Linked DNA regions of Homo sapiens: region 1 is linked to region 2. A link is a loop called in an ENCODE intact Hi-C map of the cell type or tissue named here. Cell type or tissue: heart right ventricle. All regions are shown on one strand. Links, peaks and the distances in the headings refer to the core of each region. The heading gives the core; the rest is flanking DNA.

Region 1 (5,381 bases), core at 104-5,103, 71 kb after region 2:
GCAGTTCCACATTCTTCCAAGAAAGTTCAGTTCTCTCCCTCCTCTCAGCTCTGGGACCCAGGGGCTAGAGATGAGGGTGGCCACCCCCACCCTGTGTTGATGCCAGGCACCTCTCCCCATGAGGACTCCAGGCACCGAGTTAAGTAAATTAAATAAAACTATTTGAGCTTATTTATGGCTTGTGGGTTTTTCTGGTCAGCCTGACCTCCGTGAGCACCTTCAAAATAAGATTTCTATTAGGGAAGATGACTTCAGCGTTTTAAAATTTTTTCTTGCCCCCAGAGTCATGGTTTTAATTAACAGTATCACCGAGTGGCTCTCCCTGGCAGACAGTGGCGTTGCAGGCCTGTTGAGGCCCGGCGAGGAATGAGCCAAGCAGATTCTGTTTGCGTTAATCCTGCCAGTGCAGAAGCTGCATCCCAGGGTAGAGCGACTACAAAATGAGCTTTCAGGCCACGAGCATCTTCCAGCAGAATCTGGGGGTGTCAAGGCTGCCAGACACAGCAGGCATGCCCGCCTGACCCCACGTTGGACAGGCAGGGCTCATGGCTACCCCAGCTTGCTGCGGGGAAGGCTGCAGAGAATCCCAGCTGCAGCTGGTTCCTGAGAGGCCAGGCAGCACTTCGGCACTGCAGATTCATCGTCTTCTCAGGCACCCAGCGTGAGCGCCAGCCTTGAAAATAATCAGCTGTGGCTCTAATTCATTATAAGCTCCGAGCAGCCCGAGCCTGTGCCATGAGACGGGCCGAGCTCTGCATCCTGGCTTGGTGGAGCCCGTAGATATGACCAGCCTCCTGCTGCAGTGTGGCTGCAAGACGCCTTCCCCACGGCCCTGGGTAGTGTACCTGCTGCCTGACAGCGAGCAGCAAAGCCCTGAGACAGGATTGCCATCAAGCGTTCATGGTGCAGGGTTCTTTGGGGGCATTTATTCTGTCTCTTGTCAATGGCAAGGCGAGGCAGGGATTCATCATGTCAGACCCTGTTCTTCCTGATTTGATTCTGTGTTTGACCTTGCCCAATCATACAAAAATATCCCCCTCTACCAGCAGTTTAGGTCAAGGAAAGTACAGACACCCCTCATTATCCAAATATTGTCAATTCCTGGAAACACTTTGGAGAGCAAATTTCCAGACATCAGGGCTTCACCCCTTTATGTGAACTGGGAAAAAATAATAATACATTCCCAGGCCAACAAAAACAATCCCCAACCAATTTTCCAAATATCTCTTAAGACACTCTTAAACACCTATATAGCAATGTGCTAAGGATGCTTGCACAATGCAAACATTTAGGACTCCTGCTTTTTGATGAGTCTACATTGGATGAACTTCTGGATGGGGATGTTCACATGCAGTATTTAACATCACTGAATGGAGTCAGATTAGAATTATGTTTTCCTTCTACACTGTAAGGGACGTGCATAAAATGTTAACTGCACAAATGAGGTAACAGGTAAAAGACAGAAGCTAGGTTACATCCAGCTTGGGAGGGGCAACACTGGAGCTAGAAACGGCTAGACCCCAAGGAAAGGGAGGGTGGGGAGGAGAGTGACACTGAGGAGCTGCTCTGAACAACCTGGCAGGATCCCCACGGGCAGAGAGCCGAGATGCCCACTGCTGTGCGCCCACCCTCTAGTGGGCACCTCTACGCACTTTCTTATTCTGAGTGAACTTGGGTAAAATGTTAACACATTGTTAAGGCAGATCATTCAGATCAGGAAAAACTGGAGTAGGCGGAGTGATCAGTACTGGGTTTTCCCTCCCAAAAGGTAATTGGACAATGACTGTGTGTGACAGGGACAAATGCATTCGGGCGCTAGAGGTTCAGCCCTCCTCTTCCCCTACCCACTAAAGAAAATGTCATGTTTGCCGTATAGCATGCCTGCCTCATGCTAAAACGTGGAGCAGAAAACAAGGCCAGAGCCGTGAGGGCTGGCTCCAAGGAGCCTCTGGGAAAGAAAAGGGCTCTGGAAAAGCTCTGGAGTGAGACCATGGGAGGGGAGAAATACGGGGTGAAAGAATCGTAGGGAAAGTCATAGAGAGGTTTCTCCTTAAAGGGTTTGGATGAACTCAGGTCATTTTTCCAATTGCTTTGAGTGTCTGCTGCTTCTCTTAGTGGGATGCTAAGAGCAGGGCAGATGGGGCCCCAGAGACGTTGAGGTTATGCTGGGACGTTCAGTTCAGTCTGCTCAGATTTAATTTGGGCAGCAGCATTCACTTTTTAAGGGTGCTACAGGTGCCACCAGAAAGTCTAGTGTTCAAAAGTCTGCTACAAACACAAGGAGGCTGAGTGCCACCTTGTGCCCCTGTCGCAATACCTGGTTACCCGCCCACCCCAACACACCTGCGCTTCCCCAGGACGGCCTCATTCACAATCCCTTCCTCTCTGGTGGTGTTGCAAGCACTCCATCATGAACATGACTCAACTGAGTCTTCTTAGTGTTGAAGAGAAACTAAGCCCAGAGGGAACAGGCAGTTCCCCCAAGCTCCCTCAGGACATGGTGAGTCTGGGATCTGGACCCAGGCAGGCTGGCTGTGCAGCCAGGCCCTTCACTGCAGCTGCCCTTCAAAGAATGCCTGGCTGTGCAAAACAACCCTGAACCACCTCCTGTCACCACTCATGAGGCCTGTCCTGCCCCTGCATGGCTCACACTTGCCAGTCATTGTCAGGACTTACCTGCTAGAATCACACAACCTTGATTCTTGACCTGGTTCTGCTATGAGCCTCGCCCATAACACCCCTCAAATCTATAGACCTCCCCAAGCCCCAGATTCTTCCTTGTCAAACGGGGGTTGTTGTGAAAGACCCATGAGGCAGCACCTGTGTGGAGCGTGTGGTGGCCCAGGGCCCACCTGCGATCACCTGCAGCACAGGTCCCCAGCCTCTGCCTGTGGACCCTCGCTGGCCCCAGGAGCACATGGCCTATGCTGGGCAAACTAGAAGCACCAGGAGTTCATGGCCAGGAGCAGGAAGTGGCAGTCAACACCCAGTTTTCCAGTCCTCCAGAGGGCAATTCTGACACGTGACGCAACATAGTGGCTTAGACACCCCCACTGGAGAAATTGAACCCCAAGGTCCTCAGTGATGGCCTTGTCTGTGGTCACCCTAATCCCCGGCCTTGCTCCCTTCCAGGTTTCAGCCCCACTTCCTCACGGTGCTGCTGGATCACCGTCCATGTTAGCCGCTTGCACCCGAATCCTCAGCTCAGGGTCTGTTTTGGGGCGACCTTATATTAAGAGAGCAGAGTCTGGCACCTAGTAAATACTAAGCCCTCAGCAAAAGGTATGTGTGTGATATAGAGGGAGAAAAGATTCATACATACACATATGTATGCATATGTGTACCAATATGCACTTGTAAATGTGGAAATCTAGATGAATGTACATGTGTTTATCTGTATGTATATATGTGTGCATACAGATATGTGCATGTATGTGTATATCTGCTATTTTTCTATATCCACATATGTGTATGTATGCATATAGATGTGTTCATGCATGTATATATGTGTGTATATCTATATCATTGTGTCATGCATGTGTCGATGTCAGTGCATGTGTGTATATGTACATGAATGCACATGCATAAATGTGTATATATGTGTGTATATATGCATGCATGAGCATATTTAAATATAGATGTGTGTATATGTTTACATAGGTGTATGTGGGCATGTATGTGCATATATGTATAGGCATGTGCATATAGGTGTGTGTTTATACATAGACATGTGAGTATATATGTATATATCTATATGTGTATATATGTATTATACATATATGTAGATGTGGGCATAAGTATTTGTGAGTACATGCATGTGTACTGTATATGTACGCATCTATAAGGATGTACATTTATGTATCTGTAGGTCTATATGTGCATGTGCATGTGAGTGTATGTGTGTACATGTGTATACATAGGTATGTGTGTATATATGAATGTGTGTCTGTATGTGTATTCATCGTGTGTATATGTGTGTCCATGTGTGCATGTGTTCCTGTGTGTGCATATGTGTTCCTGTGTGTGCATATATGTACATACGTGTGTGTCCACAGCTGGGTTGTGAGAGTCACACAGCAGGAAACAGGTGTTCCCTGACTGCGTCCCCAGAACGTATTCTCCGAGGGCCTCTCAATGACTCTCTGCTGGCCTCACTTTCAGGCCCCCACGCTGGGTCTTATCCCACCTCTCCCTGCCCTCGGCTCCTTCTTTGCACAGGTTCCCATTCACCAGAGGCCCCCGGCTTCCTCCCCACACCAGGTTACCTTGGGAAGTGGGAAAGCCGGAAGAGGAGACCTCACAGCAGAGCCTACCAACAGCTGCTCAGTGGCAGGACCCAGGGCGGCTGCAAGGAAATGAAATCCCCTCTCACTTAACAGCCTAATAAGGATTTGAACCTGAGTCTGCCAGGAATTTCAGTTTAACTGCTTTCTCAGATGTGAAGAACATGTCTGGGCTTTCAAGCATGCCCCAGGGAGGAGCCGCGACAGGCTGAAGGGGAGGATGGCGCCTGTTGCTGAGGCTCCACCTGCCTGAGCTTCTCTGTGAGGCCCCGGAAAACAGCACAGGCCTGGCAGGGGAGCTAGATGTGCAGATGAGAGGGGGCAGCCGCCCCAGGAGACCAGCGCTTGTTGCGGGGAAATGATGTCAGCAAGACGCAGCGGCAGCAGCAGCAAGGAGTCACTTAAGGACATTTCCAGCTGCCCTGGGCAACCTGATCCTCCTGGGAGAGGGGCCCACAGACTCAGAAGGGCTGCAACGCTCAGAGCCCAATCCTCAGGGCTGCGCACTTAGCCAGACAGGCTGAGCTGCATGAAACTGCTTTGTCATTCACACTGGGCCATTCACACTCTCCCAAGTGGAGTCCTCACCCCTGATCTGCCGGTTGGTGGCCAGGCCCAGGGCCCCTCACTTCCTCCTTCCGCCTCATGTGTTCTGCTCAGCCACATTGGCCTCCTTCTAGTTCTTCAACAAGAGGCTCATCCCCCTCCCAGGGTTTGCTCTGGTGCTCCCTCTGCCTGGAGTGCCCTTCCCAGCTCCTCACAGGTGCGGCTTGTTCTGGGCAGTCAGGTGCTTCAGGCTTCCCTGCCCCCCTGCCACCAGCCTCCTATTTAATTTCATTCTTGCAGCTGGCCCTTTTCTACTTTGTCGTGTTTAACTCCCTACCATTTATTTTTCTCCTCTCTCCCTGGAAGGCGAGCTCCCTGGTCATCGTGGGCCTTCCGTGTGTTTCTCATGCTGCGTCCTCAGAGCCTAGAGGCATGGAGTAGCTGCTCACTGAATCCTCACAGAATGAATGAATGATTGACCACACCCATCACATTAGGCCTTATGGGATTATTATCAAGAACGCCCTATTTAATGATGGGGACATGCTGCCC
Region 2 (5,381 bases), core at 248-5,247:
CACACACACACATATGGGTGTGGGGAGATTTACTATAAGAAACTGACTTGTGGCCGGGCACGGTGGCTCATGCCTGTAATCCTAGCACTTTGGGAGGCCAAAGTGGGCAGATTGCCTGAGCTCAGGAGTTTGAGACCAGCTTGAGCAACACGGTGAAACCCCATCTCTACTAAAATACGAAAAATTAGTCAGGCATGGTGGCATATGCCTGTAGGCCCAGCTATTCGGGAGGCTGAGGCAGCAGAATCACTTGAACCCAGGAAGCGGAGGTTGCAGTGAGCAGAGATCACACCACTGCACTCCACTCTGGGTGACAGAGCAAGACTCTGTCTCCAAAAAAAAAAACAAAAAGAAAAAAGAAAAAAGAAATTGACTCAGGTGGTGATGGAGGTTGAGAAGTCCCACAGTCTGCCATTAGCAAGCTGGAGACCCAGGAAAGCCCATGGTATAATTGGAGTTCAAAGCTCTGAGACACAGGGGAGCTGAGGTGTAAATCCTATTGTGATAGCAGGAGAAGATGAGATGAGATGTCCCACCTCAAGCAGGGAGTCAAGAAAAAAGGCGAATTCCTTCTTTCTCTATCTTTTGTTCTATTCAGGCCCTCAACAAATTGGGTAATGCCCATCCCTGTGGGGCAGGTCAATCTACTGTGCTGAGTCCAGCAACTCAAATGCTAATCTCTTTGGGAAGGCTTCTCACAGACCCACCCAGAAGCAATGTTTAACCTGGGCACCCAGAGGCGCAGTCAAGGTGACACCTAAGATCAACCACCACAGAGGGTGAAACCATCAACCACTCTAGGAGTTTGGTGTAAGGGTGAACCCCTAACCAAGCCAGGGGTCTTGTGTAGTAAAAGGAGGAGGCCAGACTCTGACCCCAAAGTGTCTCATTTAAAGATCTGAGATGGGCTCCAGAACATTCTATGTGCTCACAAGAACCTCTGCTATTTCTGACTCTGTTGGTCCAAGAAACAGCACAAGACTGTGAGCTCTTTATGAGCTGAAACCAGGCCCCAGCTCTGTCCCTGAAGGGACAAAGCACAGTGTGTGGAAGTAGCAGTGTTCAGCGTCTCATTTGTGAGATGAAGCGAAGCCATCGTGAAGGAGTCTGGAAGGACAGAACAACTTTGCTAAGGGGAGTGAGAGTGAGGTCAGGAGTAGGGGAGAAACAGGAAATGGGAGTTCCTTTGAGAGTTGTGAGAACTAAATTCATGCTGGGAAGAGGTGGAGAGAATTCAGAGAAGTGGCTTGCTCTGGTGTGAAGGATCCTTCCGAGGAGGTCAGGATTATAATGATCTCATTACTAAATTGGAACTTGCCCGCCAATAGACCCTACTCATCTCAGACGGAGAAGGAGCTCCACAGCAAGCAACTGTGATTGCACATTAAATATTTAACAGATCGCCTCTTGAGCAATCATTTGTGGTCATAATCTGGCTCAGTCTACCACCACATCACAAAAATGCTCACGTGAAAAGAAACGTGGGTCCAGGAGGTGGTTTCTCAGTTCAATGCACAGATCACTGGTAGCCAAACTCCACACAAAGGTGGATCTCCCCTCGCCATAGCGTCTTCTGCAGTCTTGAGTCTCCAGCCTGAACTACTCCATGAGACCAGGCCCAGAGGACACCCAAAGCCTGGGGAGCCCAGCAACAGAGGTGTTCCACCTTTACCTCTAAAGGGACCTTGCTGCCCATGCCTACCTCCCCATGTGGGGGTGCTGGCTTCTCACTGCTGTCAATATCGGCATTGTCCTGGCCCCTACCTCTGCCAACAGGCACACTGACTTCGGCTCTTCCTGCCTTCCTCACACTTTCCATTCTGCCCACCTGATCCAGGTACAGGTGCTTCCTACCTGGAGGAGGGGAGGAACCTCACTGGCTCGCTGTGCTTGTCACATGCCTTGCTGACGGTTTGCCCTCAGCCACCCAGGAGGTTCCATTTAGGAATCTTAGAGCCTCCAGTGACGCTGCACTCAGGGTCTCACTTTCCATCACAGGAAGTTCATCTTTAGGTTTTGTATTGCCTTTGGCTATTTTTTTGTAAAGTTCTATTTGAAGAGAGAACTCTGAGGCCAGTGCTTGAAATCTACTAAGATAAAATGCCAACTCCCTAGCCTGGCATTCAGAGCCTCTCGATGACTCACCCCTGCACACACCTCTGCACGAATCTGCATCTCAGGTCCACCTGGTCACCCACTGTCACCAACACAGCTTTGGTTTCATCCTACTATGCTTCACTCACATTACCTAATTCCCTCAGCCCAACTGACCCTTTTAAAAAATGTAGCAAACCAGGTCACCTCTCCTGTTAAATCTCTCCAGTGTCTGCCCTCACCCACAACGTGGCCAACGTTCCCATCACCAGTAACAGCGTGTTGACAGCAGGAGCCCAGATATGATCACGGGCCTGCCACCTCTGTGGGCCTCTCCCTGAACACTCATCACCCCAGTCCAACCCTGAGAAAGACATCAGTCAAACTCAAACTGAAGGACACCTGGCCAGGATGCCTAGAAACCATCAAGGTCATCAAAAATGAGAAAAGTCTGAGACACCATCACAGCCCAGAGGCGTCTAGAGACATGATGACTAAGTGCGAGGCGGTGCCCTGGACGGGGTCTTGAAACAGAAAAAAAAGACATTAATGAAAATGAGTAAAAGCAGAATAAGGCTTACGGGTTCATTAGTAGTTATACACCTATGTTAGTTTCTTAACCGTGACAAACGCACCATATAAATGCAAGAAGTTGATAATGGGGGAAACAGGGTAAGGGATATGTAGGAAGTCTGTGCTACCTTCGCAATTTTTCTATCAATCCAAAACCATTCTAAAATTAAAAGATTTTTAAAGCTCTCCAACAGTTTCCTGTATCACCCAGAATAAAGTCCAACTCCTTGCTGGACTTGCCCAGACTCCACAAGGCCAAGTGCAGCCTGCATCCCTCACCCAGCACCTTGGCCACACCCGTCCTCTCTCTCTGTTTCCAGGCCCTGAAGTCGTTTCTTCCTTGCAGCTCTTGCATTTTCTCTTTGCTTTCCCTAGAATGTGCCCCTCCAAAGTCATCCCATCTCTGGTGGTGACTCAACAGGCCAGCTTGGTTTGAACATTTCCTCTCCGGAAAGTCCTTTCCTGCTGTGGCCCCACAGGACTGCCATCTGTCTCATGCTGCAAGTAGTTTCTTCCCATGCCTCTCTCTGTGGTTGGCCCCTTTATTCCCCCACTGGATGCCAAGACCGTGGCTTCCCTATTCACAGCGTCTTCCTAAGCACAAAGAAACATGCCTGGCACAGAGCAGGCACTCCGACGTCCTTCCTGAGCAAGTGACATCCCTTTCTTTTCTTCACTCAACAAATGTTTTGTAAGCCTGGTATTGAGCCCCATACAAGGACCCACTAGTGAATGAGGCAGGCATGTTCTTTGCCCTCAAAGAGCTCTGGACCCATCCTTTTTTCTTGGCCTAACTAAATGTCCAGCTCCTAGGAATGGACATCAACCCTACCTCTTCATCTGTGCCCCCTGAATACACTTGCCTGAAGCTGGGACCGACTCAGCCAGATGTTGGCAGCATGGCTCATTCTGAAGTCAGAATTAGGTTGTCTTTCTTCATCGTATTTAATAAATGTTGCTGTTTTTATTCAGTTTTTCCTTGTGGTAAATTTATTACAAATTAGAAAATATAGACGATAACAAAACAAAAATTCCTCATACACAATAACTCAGGAGACATGAATATTTTTATGTATGCAAGCAATTATTACAGAAAATAAGTATACATACTCAAAGGGATACATTTTCCAACTATGTAATTAGCTGAACTCTCCCCCCTCCACAATTGCAGTGGGGTCTTTACCCTTTCATATGATGTCCTATTTTCATGCTTATGTATCCCCCCACACACAACCTCAGTATTTTGCAAATAACTATGGATTCTTTCAGATCACTATTCTGAAACAACCTCTCACTTTAGCAAATACAGAACCACAGTACCATTTTTTTTTTTTTTTTTGAGAATTTTAGGAACATGTATTCCTGCTTGTTTCTTTTTTTTCTTTTTTTATTATACTTTAAGTTTTTAATGGCTATTTCCTTCTCAATTGTTTTACTGTACCACAATTCAAGTTGTTTTTGTTTGTTTGTTTATTTTGGACATTTTGCTTATTACCATTTTCTTCACCATTATAAACAATACCAGTCAATATCCTTGCACATACATCTTTGCACACTTGTCCAGTTATTTTCTTAGGATAAATTCATAGATGTTGAATTGCTAGACTAAGCAGTTTTTCGTTATTGTTATTTTCAGGGTGTTTTAAATTATTCATGTTGTCATGTTACCTCTCAAGAAAAGGATATAAATTTATATTTCCACTAGCCACGCTGTTATTTTCATACAAATCTCCTTTTAAAGGAATATCCAAGGAAGAAATGCAAATGATAAGATAATGCATTAAGGCGGCAGGAGATATATCACACAACAATCAATGGCCTTCTTATATGCAATTTAATTATTTACTTTTTATTCTTAAAAAATATTTCACTTATTTTGTCCAAATGATTTAAACTTAACATCAGATTTAAAACTCAAGGCAGACCCACCAGGATTTGTCTGCCAGCAAGATCAAAAGCACGGTTCTGGCAGACAATGGGAGAGAAGGGTGTGAGCCTACCATGATCATCCATCCATCCAACAAATAGCTACTGAAACACTGATTTTTTTTTATAGCAGAAGTGAGTCATTCGGGCCACTTTAGAGATTGACTGTTCTTACCACCTATCTCACCATCCTTTTTCTTAAATTAAATTATTTTGAGATAACTGTAAATTCACATGCAGCTGTAAGAAATAATGCAAAGATCCTGCGTACACTTTATCCATTTCCTCTGGTAGTAAAATCTTGCAAAATTAAAGGAAATATCACAACCAGGAAAGTGACATTGATATAACCCATCCATTTTACTGAGGTTTCATGAGTTTCCTTGTGCTCCTGTGTGGGTGGTATGTGTGTGTGTGCACGCGTGTGTTTAGTTCTATGCAATCGCATCACGTGTGCAAGTTTACATCTCCACCGTCAAAATCATTAAAGAGAACAGAGCATCCCTGGGGCCATTCCTTTATAACCACACCCACCTCTCACCCTCACCCCGCTCCTTAACATCTGGCAACCGGCAATCTGTTCTTCATTTCTATAAATTTGTCATTTCAACAATGTTATATAAACAGACTCGAGCATACAAAAATATATAACTTTTTGGTATTGGCTTTTCTTCCACCCATAATTCCCTGGAAATTCATTCACGTTTATGACTATCCGCAATTAATTCCTTTCGATCGTCTAGTCGTATTCCATGATATGATATATCACCACTTGCTTAACCATTCAC

The links. A loop is a pair of places that touch in the nucleus more often than their neighbours do. Peaks named below come from ENCODE experiments on the same cell type or tissue, not always from the same donor. Only the 100,000 strongest peaks of a DNase experiment are listed, where the experiment ranks them.
Region 1: it touches region 2 in a loop (2.9-fold over the local background); 11 of 110 quality-filtered maps call a loop at or near these places.

The regions. Positions count from the first base shown.
Region 1 is chr20:60,057,871-60,063,251 of GRCh38, reverse strand. It overlaps LINC02910 (long intergenic non-protein coding RNA 2910), which reads right to left. Exons shown (of 4, transcript NR_161293.1): 2 at 4,266-4,345. Among named protein-coding and RNA genes, the nearest start is that of LINC02910, 4.6 kb to the right of the region's middle. RefSeq lists enhancers at 4,547-4,796, 4,503-5,304. In heart right ventricle, for the core only: no CTCF peak of the experiment used is centred there; DNase peaks (open chromatin) are centred at 741, 2,451, 4,561, 4,641 and 1 weaker place; H3K27ac peaks cover 2,758 bases.
Region 2 is chr20:60,129,372-60,134,752 of GRCh38, reverse strand. No RefSeq gene overlaps it. Among named protein-coding and RNA genes, the nearest start is that of MIR646HG, 6.4 kb to the left of the region's middle. In heart right ventricle, for the core only: no CTCF peak of the experiment used is centred there; no DNase peak of the experiment used is centred there.